Linked DNA regions of Homo sapiens: region 2 is linked to region 1. The links are chromatin loops, found by intact Hi-C in ENCODE. Cell type or tissue: endothelial cell of umbilical vein. All regions are shown on one strand. Links, peaks and the distances in the headings refer to the core of each region. The heading gives the core; the rest is flanking DNA. Region 1 overlaps PTPRR (protein tyrosine phosphatase receptor type R). Region 2 overlaps PTPRB (protein tyrosine phosphatase receptor type B).

Region 1 (5,381 bases), core at 325-5,324:
GTTATTTGGGTTGTGGTTAATAGTATATATAAGTTTTCTGGCAAAAATATTTCAGAAAAGAATAGTATTATCACAAAATCAGTTCTGCCTAGGGAGGCATTAATAGAATAGGTACATCCCAAACATCTGGGGTTTGTATATATTCAGAAGTCAAATTCAGGGTTTCTTAGAGTTGGAGTTCGCATGTCCAATAATTATCACGATCTATAAAAAATAACGTTTTAGCAACATAACAAAAGGTAATCATCATTTTAGTCTAAAACTAAGCCCTCAGGCCCCATAACATTGCCATTAGAATGCACGCAGTGATTAGTTCAGTCTGGATAGCCCTAAATTGCTTATTGCACTGATTTCCTTTCTTCTGACCTACAACAAACACATGGCCTGGACAGAAGTCTTTTTCACTATTTGGAAGAAGCTGTCTTTAGTTAGCATATGTAGCGGTTTGTTCACTGACAGCACAAGTATCTGATATTGGTTAGATTCGTTTAGTGCTAGCAACATTGTCTTAAATTCTAAAATCACTTTCCATCAAGAGTTGAAAGACTCTTTGTGGACTAAAGTGTTACGGAAAATGTGGAAATTATTTTTACCATCATTTGCATACATTAATATTACTAATTCGTCTCTTTATGATTTCTTTGACCTGGTACACTCTGAGCTTTTTGAAGGCAGGGATGGGGATTTTTCACCATCTTTATAAGATCTAATGTCTTGCATAGCAGACCTTCAGTGAATGTCTACTGCACTGATTTAAAGATCTCTTCTATTTTTTAAAAAAAGGTCAGTTCTATATATCCTTCTCTAGCAATTATTCTATTGCTTTTCTTTTTTAGACAGGCAAACTTCTGAAAGAGTTTATTATACACACACTTCCTCCATGCTCATCTGCAACTCAATCCTCCTCATGTACACTGTGATCTATCCTAACCCTAGCACTGTGCAGAGACTGCCCTTGCTAAGGTCACCACTGACCCTCTTGTTGTTAAGCCCAGTGATCCCATTGTGGTATTTTTGTTCATGTCCTCTCTGAAGCATTCAAAAACTGTTGACTGTATATCCTTTTTTCGAGTTTTCTCTTCCCTTAGATTCTGGGACACAACGTTCTGGTTTTCCTGCTCCCTTTTCGGTGGCCTCTTTCCAATCTCCTGCTCATTTAATCTGCCCCTTTTCATGTTGCTAATTCTAGGATTCAACTTGACCCTCTTTTATCCTCACTTGATACTGCCTTGTTGAGTGACTCATTCATTCCTGTGACTTTATTACGCACATCCTGAGGGCTCTCAAATACATACTTCAGACCAGCCCGGTCTCCTCATTTATAGTCCAGCTTTTTCTATTTATTATTTCCTTCTGAATGGACCACAGGTTTGTGAAACTCCTCATGCCCTTCATGTGTTCCTGACAGCTTTCTGCTATTGTTTAGGTTAGGTGTGCTGCCACAGCTCTACAGTCCGTGTAGAGTTTCTGTGCATTTGAATGTTAGCATATTCTGCCTGTTCTGTCTCCTAAAATACGCTGGGGTCTGTCTTGCCTCTCTGTTTGCATGGCTGTCTTCTTGGACTAGGACTCAAGTATCTCCTGGTCTCCCTGCCTTCAATCTTGCTTTTTTCCAATCCATCCTCCTCATAGCTGTCAAGGTGCTCTGTAAAACAAAATCTGATCACATGATTCCATTGTCTAAATGTCATCCATACTTCCCAATTGCCCATAGCAGTATTTCCCAAAATATTTATTACCTGTAAATCATTACCTCTATAACATATAGAATTATACTATATGACTTATAAATTAAGTCATCTTTTACAAAAAGAGGTTAGTACCCAAATAAATATGGGAAACATTGGGTTAAACAAATCTGAACCATATTCTTTTTACTGCAGGACTTCTCAGGGTCTTCAGTATGTTAATGGACCCTGTGAATTTCCAAGAAGGTATTGTATATAATCCTATTTGTCCGTTGGACTCAATTTTATTATACCTACTGTATTTACATACTTAACTATTATATTTATATACTTATTGATAATTCAGTTTAGAGCAGCCCTGATCAATAGAATTTTCTGAGGTGATGAAAATATTATCTATCTGTGCTGTCCAAAAAATGTAGCCTCTAGCTTTCAAGCACTTGAAATGTGGCTAGTAAAAACTGAGAAACTAAAGTTTTAATTTTATTTAATTTTAATTCATTTAAGTGTAAACTGACCTAGCCATAAGTGGGTTCTGGTTGCTCTACTTGACAGTGCAGGCCTAGAAGATGAATGCCAAGAGGGGTACTTAGCAAGATAGAGCAGATCCTTAATGATCATCCCAAGGCCTCACCAACAGCTGCTTTCCCACGTGTATCATATAATCTAGCCCCATGGACCTAGGGCAATCTCCCAAATGTTCTATGTTTTTGCAGATTTTATGCTTTTGCACATATTGTTTCCTTTGCCTTCTCTGCATGGTAAAGTCTTCCTCATTACTCAGGGCTCAATTCAGAAAATACTGTCTTTCTGAAGTTCTCCCTGACCTTCCCAGGCAGAATTAGGCATTCTCTTCTTTGCTTGGGTCCCCTGAGTTTTATTTTAGTATTTATCATCTTGTATTTTAAGTGCTTAAATTTCTGCCTGCCCTCAATGGAGTGTGGTGAGCCCCTAGAGGGCAAAGGCTGTATTTAATTCACTTTTGTATCCTTTGTGATTTCTATTTGGGATGTGGCTCACAGAGGGTTTAATGTCAGAATTAATTTCTATGAGAAAGAGTTAAAGCCCTGTTTTTGACTTTCTAGATATTTTTTTCTTTTCTTAGCAAAGAGGACAAGAAATCTTTCATGCCTTTCAGTATCCACTGATTGTTAGAAGTTTCCATAAACATCCTACACCATTCAGGCTTGAAAAGAGGCCTGCTTCCTTCAGTTTTTATAATGCCTATGATGTATATGATTTACTGGTAAAGCTAAAAACTGCTTAGAAACAGTTTCCCTGTAAAGCTAAATTATGTTGGTAATTAGTAACTTACAGTATTTTCCAAGTATTTAGAAGTTTCCAAATCCTTTTTATTAAAAATTCAGAGAGGGGAGTCTCACTTTGTTGCCCAGGCTGAATTGCAGTGGCTACTCCCAGATGTGATCACAGCTCACTGCGACCTCAACCTCCCGGGCTCAAGTGATCCTCCTGCCTCAGCCTCCCAAGTAGCTGGGACCACACATGTGCACCACCATGCCTGGCTACATTTTGTATTTTTTGGTAGAGATGAGGTTTTGCCATGTTGCCCAGGCTAGTAATTAAACTTTTTTTGTGTGTGTGGAAATGGGGTCTTATTATATTGCCCAGGCTGGTCTCAAACTCCAGGACATGAGCCACTGTGTGTGGCTCCAACTACTTCCTTTTACAAATGCAAGAATACAACATATAACTGAGTATGGGGAAATGTAGGTTTCCAAGAAAAACTCTTGTAATATATAGCTTGTACTAAAAAAAAAAGCCAAGAATTAAACAAAAAATGTATAATCATCATCGTTTTCATCACTACTGTTATAAATGAATGAAAATGGGGCTCTTGAGTACTTTGCTTTTAAAACTGTAAACTTCTCTATACATAGATGGTACCCCTATTTCCTGGAATTGGTTCTGAGGTTAGAAATGGATTCATCTTCAGTTAGATAGGGAGGGAAAGAGAAACTAACATTAGCTGAGGGCTTACTATTAGTTGGAACTTTGACAGACATTTTACACATACTATCATTTAATTTTCTCGGTAGCCTTGTAGGAGAGTATTGTTATCACTACTTTTGGGAATAAAGGATGGCATAGGGAGATTAAATATCCTGCCAAAAATTATAAATGTTTTTGTTGGGGTAGGAAATCAAATCTAATTCCAGTATCTTGCTTTAGCTACATAACTTGTTGCTTTAATGAGTGGTTCACTTATTTGCATATCTACTCTGTGCTAGGTACTTTATATAATAAAAAAGGAAACATAATTTAAGTAGGAAACATTATTAGATGTTAAAATTTTAAATATAAAATGATGACCTGAGTAAATGGCATTCTTTAAGTGTATCTATATTATCTTATATTTGTATCAACACACTGCATAAAAGAAATATGCATACAATTTATTATTATAGTGCAGCACTATTCACAATAACAAAGACATGGAAACAACCTAGATGCCCATCAACAGTGGATTGGATAAAGAAAATGTGGTACACATACACCATGGAACACCATGAAGTCATAAAAAAGAACAAAATCATGTCCTTTGCAGCAACATGGATGCAGCTGGAGGCCATTATTCTAAGCAAATTAACACAGGAACAGAAAACCAAATATTGCATGTTCTCACTTATAAGTGAGAGCTAAATTCTGGATACACATAGACATAAAGATGAAAACAATAGTAACTGGGACTCCAAAAAAAGGGAGGGAGGGAAAGGGAGAAGGGCTGAAAATCTTCCTATTGGGTACTATGTTCACTCTCTGGGTGTCATGCCGTCAGAAGAAGCCCAAACGGCAGCATCACACAATATACCCTTGTAACAAACCTGCACAGGTACCCCCTGAATCTAAAGTAAAAATAAAAAATTTAAACTTATTATTACAGTATTTTATTGTGTGCTAATAATTTTCTATTGATGTATGATTATTATTACAGTATTATATTTTATTGTCTGCTAATAATTTTCTATTGATGTATGATTGTTTTTTCCTACTACTTTTGTGATTTAGGATGTAGACATATTTTTATCACTAATATTTGTTTACACTGCAAAATAATTTGATATAAACTTGACTTTAGCATTTTAATCTCAGCCAAGATAACACTGTCATTAGAGAAATGACTATAATTTAATTTATAATTATAAATTGATTTATTCATAATTGATTCTTGCCTATCCATATATCTGTTGCAAGGCATTCTCAGAATTGTATAATGTTGCTATTATGTACAAGCTGTCAAGCTTTTAGAACTAAGAAGAGTTTAGTGTAGGTTAAAACTAAAAACAATCATAATGTTTAAATTCTTGATCATTTAATAATCATCATTTTATGTAATATTTCAAGTTTATCTCATATTACAGTCTAAAACCATAAAGAACATCTTTGTGTATTCATTCCAGGCTTTTTGGATGCTTTCACCCAATAGTGTGGCTTTTCTAAGCTATATTTCCTAAATTATATTTTGTGCAACAGAGGGTGGTGGGTGGGGCATTCAGCCTGCAGACATTTTCAACAGAAAATCCATCATTTGCAACATCAGCTGTCAGCACAGGTGCCCTGAATCCAGCGGTCCACCCAGTTCTGTGAACGGAAAAACTGACACAGGACTATGAAGCAGTTGTCTGATATCATCTGGGCAGGAAATGGAGAAGGCTGAACTTTGAACTAATGCTA
Region 2 (5,381 bases), core at 147-5,146, 83 kb before region 1:
CAAACTTCTGAAAGCTCAGCCTGCTTTTACAAATTGCTCTGCTCCACTGAACACATACACTAGTTGGCCAGATGCCTTTCTAAACACAATTAACACATCTGTAAGTTCTATGTTATGTATTTCACAGTATTAGCAATATGAGTATTTATAAGAACTATCCTGTAATATTAAGAAACCAACAACATTTGGACTAAAAACCCAGCCTTTCAACTTTTGTAAAATGTTCTAATTATGTGGTCTATTTCAGGCTCTCTGATTCCATATTAGAAACCACCAGATTCATTTTCCTTTTCTTTTTTTTTTTTTTTTTGAGACAGAGTCTCCTCTGTTGCCCAGGCTGGAGTGCAGTGGCACAATCTGGCTTCTCTGCCTCCTGGGCTCAAGCAATTCTCTGCCTCAGCCTCCCAAGTAGCTGGGATTACAGGCGCCCGCCACCACACCAGGCGAATTTTTTATTTATTTATTTGTTTTATTTTTAGTAGAGACGAGGTTTTGCCATGTTGACCAAGGTGGTCTTGAACTCCTGACCTCATGATCCACCTGCCTCAGCCTCCCAAAGTGCTGCGATTACAGGTGTGAGCCACTGCGCCCAGTCAGAGAAACCACCAGATTCTTAACAAGCGATTTCTCTTTTCAACTTAAGATGCTGCAAATCTCAGATATCATCTAAAAGTTTCATCTGAAGTAAGTTAAGTGATGTAATTGGGCATTTTGATTTTTTTCTTTGAAAAAAAAAGATAATATCTAGTTGACTTACTACATGAGCCCAGTTAAATTCTCTGAAACTGCTGCACCTGCCTTTAGAGCTGAAAGTTCTCACACCTCTTTGAAGAACTGTAGCAAAAGAAATGATCCTGTTTCAGGTTGAAATGTGAAAGAATACTAAGGGCAACACATTTCTAAATTTGACTTTTAAAATTTTAACATAAATTTGAATCTCTGGATGAAGGTAAGGATACACTGTTGCAACAAATAGAGATAATGAAGACTAATGAAGTCAGAAAACCTGAAAATTGTTAAAGAATTTAGAGCATGTCTGAGGGTAGCTCTGAGGATTAAATGAGGTAATGTACATGACAGCCCATACCTAAGTGTTGAGCACTTGGTAAGAACTTGGACTTGAATGACCTAAGTCTAACACTCCCATTTTACAGATAAGAAAACTGAGGCAAGAAAGGCAAACTCTGAACATATCCACATGGAGGGATTCAGCAAAAGTGTAAGGAAAATAATTGCTGTAAAGTAATCAAAGGACGTTCTCTGATACTATGCTGTTTGGGTTATTACTCAAGAGATACAAAACAATTTTCATGTCCTCATTTCAAGAGACTTTTCTAATTTTCCCTGATGAATGGCTCCATTCTATTCCTGCAGATTTTATGTACAGTTCTAAAAATAAAACTAAGTTGAGGAAAGGCATACCCCTAATATTGTACTTCTATTATTTATTCTAAAAACGTTTACTTAAAATTATTCCAGGGTTTGACAATTTAATGCAATGGAAGCGTAAACCACATCACTTTAAAAAATTCCCACCGCAGCCCAAAGTTTCTCTTTGCTGACCGCCCTGCACCCCACCCCGACCCTTTCAGTAGCTAGTTGGCTGTTTTCAGCACTAAGGGAGTCTCTGAAAGTCCACCAAGCTGCTTCTGGCTAGATCCGAGGAAACCAGACATTTCTGTCAATATTTATCTTCACAGGTATTTTTACCTTCATTTTTTGTATCCCTGGAACTCAAATGAAACACCAGCTTGAAAAGGCAGGGCCCAACCCCGTGTGGCTTGGCCATCCAATTGCACCTGTCATCCTTTACCTGTTTGCAAGACCACTGTTCTCTCTTCATCCAGAGAAATAATCCTGAAGTTATAGATGGTTCCTGCTTGTAAATCTTGAAGGTTACATCCGTATGTGGTGTTGTCTATCCGAAAGGTAGGGCACAACGCGGCCCCCAGGGTGTCACTGCTATAGATGAGGCTAAAGTTACAGGGTGAGCCCAAAATTCTCCACTGGATAGACACAGAATGGCTGGAGGCCTTGGACTCCGCCAGGGTGAAGTTACATCTCTCTGGCTCCGCCAGTCCAGTCTGCAAAGGAATCAGACACAACAGTTTAAGTCCACAGTCTGGACTGCTCAGGGACATGTCCACAGCAAGCTCCTCAAGCCACACTTTCTCCTCTACTTATCCTTTGTCCCTTGCCTCAGCCAGTCCTTTTGCCCTCTGGCCAGAGAAGAGGCTTGCAGGGGAGGTGGATGGCAACTTTCTCCCTAGCTGCTGTCCCTTGAGAGCAGCTGGAGAGAGAAGGTGGCTTTTTGCTTTGACAGCTGGATAAGCTGTCATTCTGGGTTGGGGGGCTCACCAGAGGATCATTCTTCCCAAGGCAGAAGAAGAAATTTTGCCACCTCCCTCTTCAAAGCACAACCCGATAGACGAGAAAGTGGAGTGGGAATTTGGTTTTCGGCGGGGAGGGGGCGCATCAGCTCTGACCCCTTCTCGGGCCACTCACCTGCAGCAGGCTCAGTGTGATCCACAAGGCCAACCCGGCTCCATGGCTCAGCATTGCGCTCAGTAGTTAAGATCCAGAGGAGACCGAGGGGGCTGGACGTGGGACGGCCCGAGGGCCGGGGCAGGGGGTCACCTGTTGCGCGCGCTCAGCGCGCCCCGTGGGCGCAGCGCGCTTCCCTCGGGGCTGGCGACGCGCAGGGGCCACTGCGGCCACCGCTGCTGCTGCTGCTCCTGCCGCCCCGGGCGGGCTGCGGACGCGAGAGGCGGCGGGGACAGGCAGCGCGCCGCCCTTCCCACGCTGCCATTCTGACCCGCGCTGCCTCGCCCCAGCCCCGTCCGCTGACTTCCGCAATCAAAAGGCAATTTCCTCGTCTCCCGGCAAAGGAACAATGCGCCGGCGAGGGAGGGAGCCCCGAGGAGCCAACGCCTGAGCCTGCCAAGGGGCCCGATGTGGGCCAAGCTGCCCCCGCTGCCCCGCGCCGATACCTTCCCGGCCAGGGGTCCGGTCCGGCTCCGCGGGGCTCTGCCTCCTCCTCCTCCCGTACTCTCCCTTTTCCCCAGTCTGTGGTTCTCGACCCAGTCGCCTTAGCCACAATTAGTGCTTGCTCCCTGTCACTTTCCAGGCCCCCACCCCCGCCCCTTTCCTCCCTCCACACCCAGCGTCTCCCCCTCCCTATCTTCCTTCCTATCTTCCTCATCTGCTTTCTCCAGGACCACTTTTTCCCAGGATTAAACTTGACCGCAGCATATTTCCCCAGGTCGCCTGCACTCTTTCCTGAAGTCTTTTATTAGAGAGCTTTTGCCCTTCTCACTTCAAAGCATTCATTTGTCCCGGTGGCATCCCCTGACACTAGCAAGAGAAAAAGACCCCAAAAGGATTGTCAGCTTGACCATTCTTTTCTCCCAATCACTTTCCCTTTTCTCTTGTATAGGTTTGTATCCTCCCTAAATCTTATGTAAATAGCGCTAACGACAAATATAATCACTACCAAGTGTTCAACCCACAGCTAACAGTTTTATCATCCAGTAGTTAAAGCCATTTCATCCCTAATTGTCCAGCCAAAAGAAGACAGCCATGTAAACTCTCATTTGTGGAAACTACTGTTGATAGTCAGCTCTCCACAAGTTAAAAAAAAAATGGCATTTATTCAGCGTTCAGCCCTAACTGTATGCCCTTTAGCAACTGCTTCAGTACCCAAACGGTTATTTATCTGAAAACTGATTTTAGAAAAGCTCCCAATAACTAAAGAGCAAAAATATTTAATTGTACACAAGTGAGAAAAGCAAAATATTGCAACAAGTTTTATAATTTTTTATTGCTTTTTTGGAGCACCATCCCTAACAACTGCCAAAAGAAATGAAATTCCACATTCTAATTTTCAAATCAGCGGGAAGGATGGCATATTCCTTTCTTTTTCAAATAGGCTATACATAAAGCTATGTTATTGTCTACTATATCTACTGTGTCTACTTTGAGGAAAGTTAAAACAAGAAAAAAGAAAAAAGTGAAAATTGTTTCAATTCTATTTATTTATTTATTTATTTTTGAGTCAGAGTCTCACTCTGTCACCCAGGTTGGAGTACAGTGGTGCGATTTCAGCTCACTGCAACCTCTGCCTCCCGGGTTCAAGCAATTCTTAAGCCTCAGCCTTCCGTGTAGCTGGGATTACAGGCGTGTGCCACTACACCCAGCTAATTTTTTTTGTGTGTGTGTATTTTTAATAGAGACAGGGTTTCACCACGTTGACCAGGCTGGCCTTGAACTCCTGACCTCAAGTGATCGACCCGCCTTGGCCTCCCAAAGTGCTGGGATTACAGGCGTGTGCCACCGTGCCTGGCCTGCTTCAATTCTTTTAGAAAACATGCTTTTAAAAATACCTCTTAATGAAAAAACGAAGTTTCTTCCCCTCGAGAGATTCTACAGACTTTTAATCTACAGCCAGACCAGAGATTTCAAATCCTTTCAAGTTAACAAACACTCAAAGAAGGTCAAACCTAGAACATCTGTGTATTTCTGGGAACAAAAAAACTCCCTATTTCTCTGCCTAGGTCACCTGAAGAGTAAAGAACTTTTACTCTGTATTTTGTGCCCAAGTTCAGTGGCTCTTCACAGCCTGGCATACCTGTCAGCCTCATCAGTGGCAGGGGTCCCCTCCTGCTCTCCACAGATACTGCAAGCCTTCTTACAGGCTCTGGCTGCCCTCAGCCTTTATAGGAGCCTTTTCCCAGTTTTATTCCTTTGCAACATTATGTTTTTCTTCTCTTGCTGTATTTAGATAACAATGTACTTTCCTCAACTGTAACATTGGAATAATACCTACTCTAAATACACCACACAGCTATTATGAATAAATAATATCACAACTACATTAAACTACCTTTGCAAACTTTAATGTGCTAGCAGAACCTTAAGGCTGACAGCAGAGCTCCCAAATGATTAGTGAGTCCTAAATGACCCATAAACATGAGCATACTATGAAACAAGAGGAAGAGTTTAAACTCAGGCTTTTACCGATAACATTTTTCCTTTTAAAAGTACAAAACTTAACATGAGAAATCCAAGAAAACTGTAATATATTCAAGGAAGTATAGGACTGAAAAAAGCTTCCAGATATCATCTTTTCTATGAGGAGTTTATTTGAAACTACTGGACAAAGTATAAATAAATTGGTTCATTTTGGTTTTTGTTCTCATCTTTGTTTGGAATTCCTCAACTTCTCTTGAGCCTGCTTGTCCTACATAAGGACACTATTTGAATTAGAAGTTGCATTCCAGAAATTTGGAATCAGCCACTCTGTACCATTTCAGGGGACAAGCTTTCTTCCTTGCCACCAGGAAACCTTTCCCAGACTACATGGGAAGGGTGGGGCTGCTTTT

The links. A loop is a pair of places that touch in the nucleus more often than their neighbours do. Peaks named below come from ENCODE experiments on the same cell type or tissue, not always from the same donor. Only the 100,000 strongest peaks of a DNase experiment are listed, where the experiment ranks them.
Region 2: it touches region 1 in a loop (4-fold over the local background); 2 of 110 quality-filtered maps call a loop at or near these places.

The regions. Positions count from the first base shown.
Region 1 is chr12:70,690,249-70,695,629 of GRCh38, forward strand. All of the region lies in intron 8 of PTPRR (protein tyrosine phosphatase receptor type R), which reads right to left. Among named protein-coding and RNA genes, the nearest start is that of PTPRB, 56 kb to the left of the region's middle. In endothelial cell of umbilical vein, for the core only: a CTCF peak has its summit at 2,646 (motif pointing right); DNase peaks (open chromatin) are centred at 1,263, 2,643 and 5,303; H3K27ac peaks cover 1,522 bases.
Region 2 is chr12:70,607,256-70,612,636 of GRCh38, forward strand. PTPRB (protein tyrosine phosphatase receptor type B) reads right to left here. Exons shown (of 34, transcript NM_001109754.4): 4 at 1,814-2,084. Among named protein-coding and RNA genes, the nearest start is that of PTPRB, 27 kb to the right of the region's middle. In endothelial cell of umbilical vein, for the core only: no CTCF peak of the experiment used is centred there; DNase peaks (open chromatin) are centred at 2,096, 2,886 and 3,336; H3K4me3 peaks cover 3,013 bases; H3K27ac peaks cover 2,585 bases.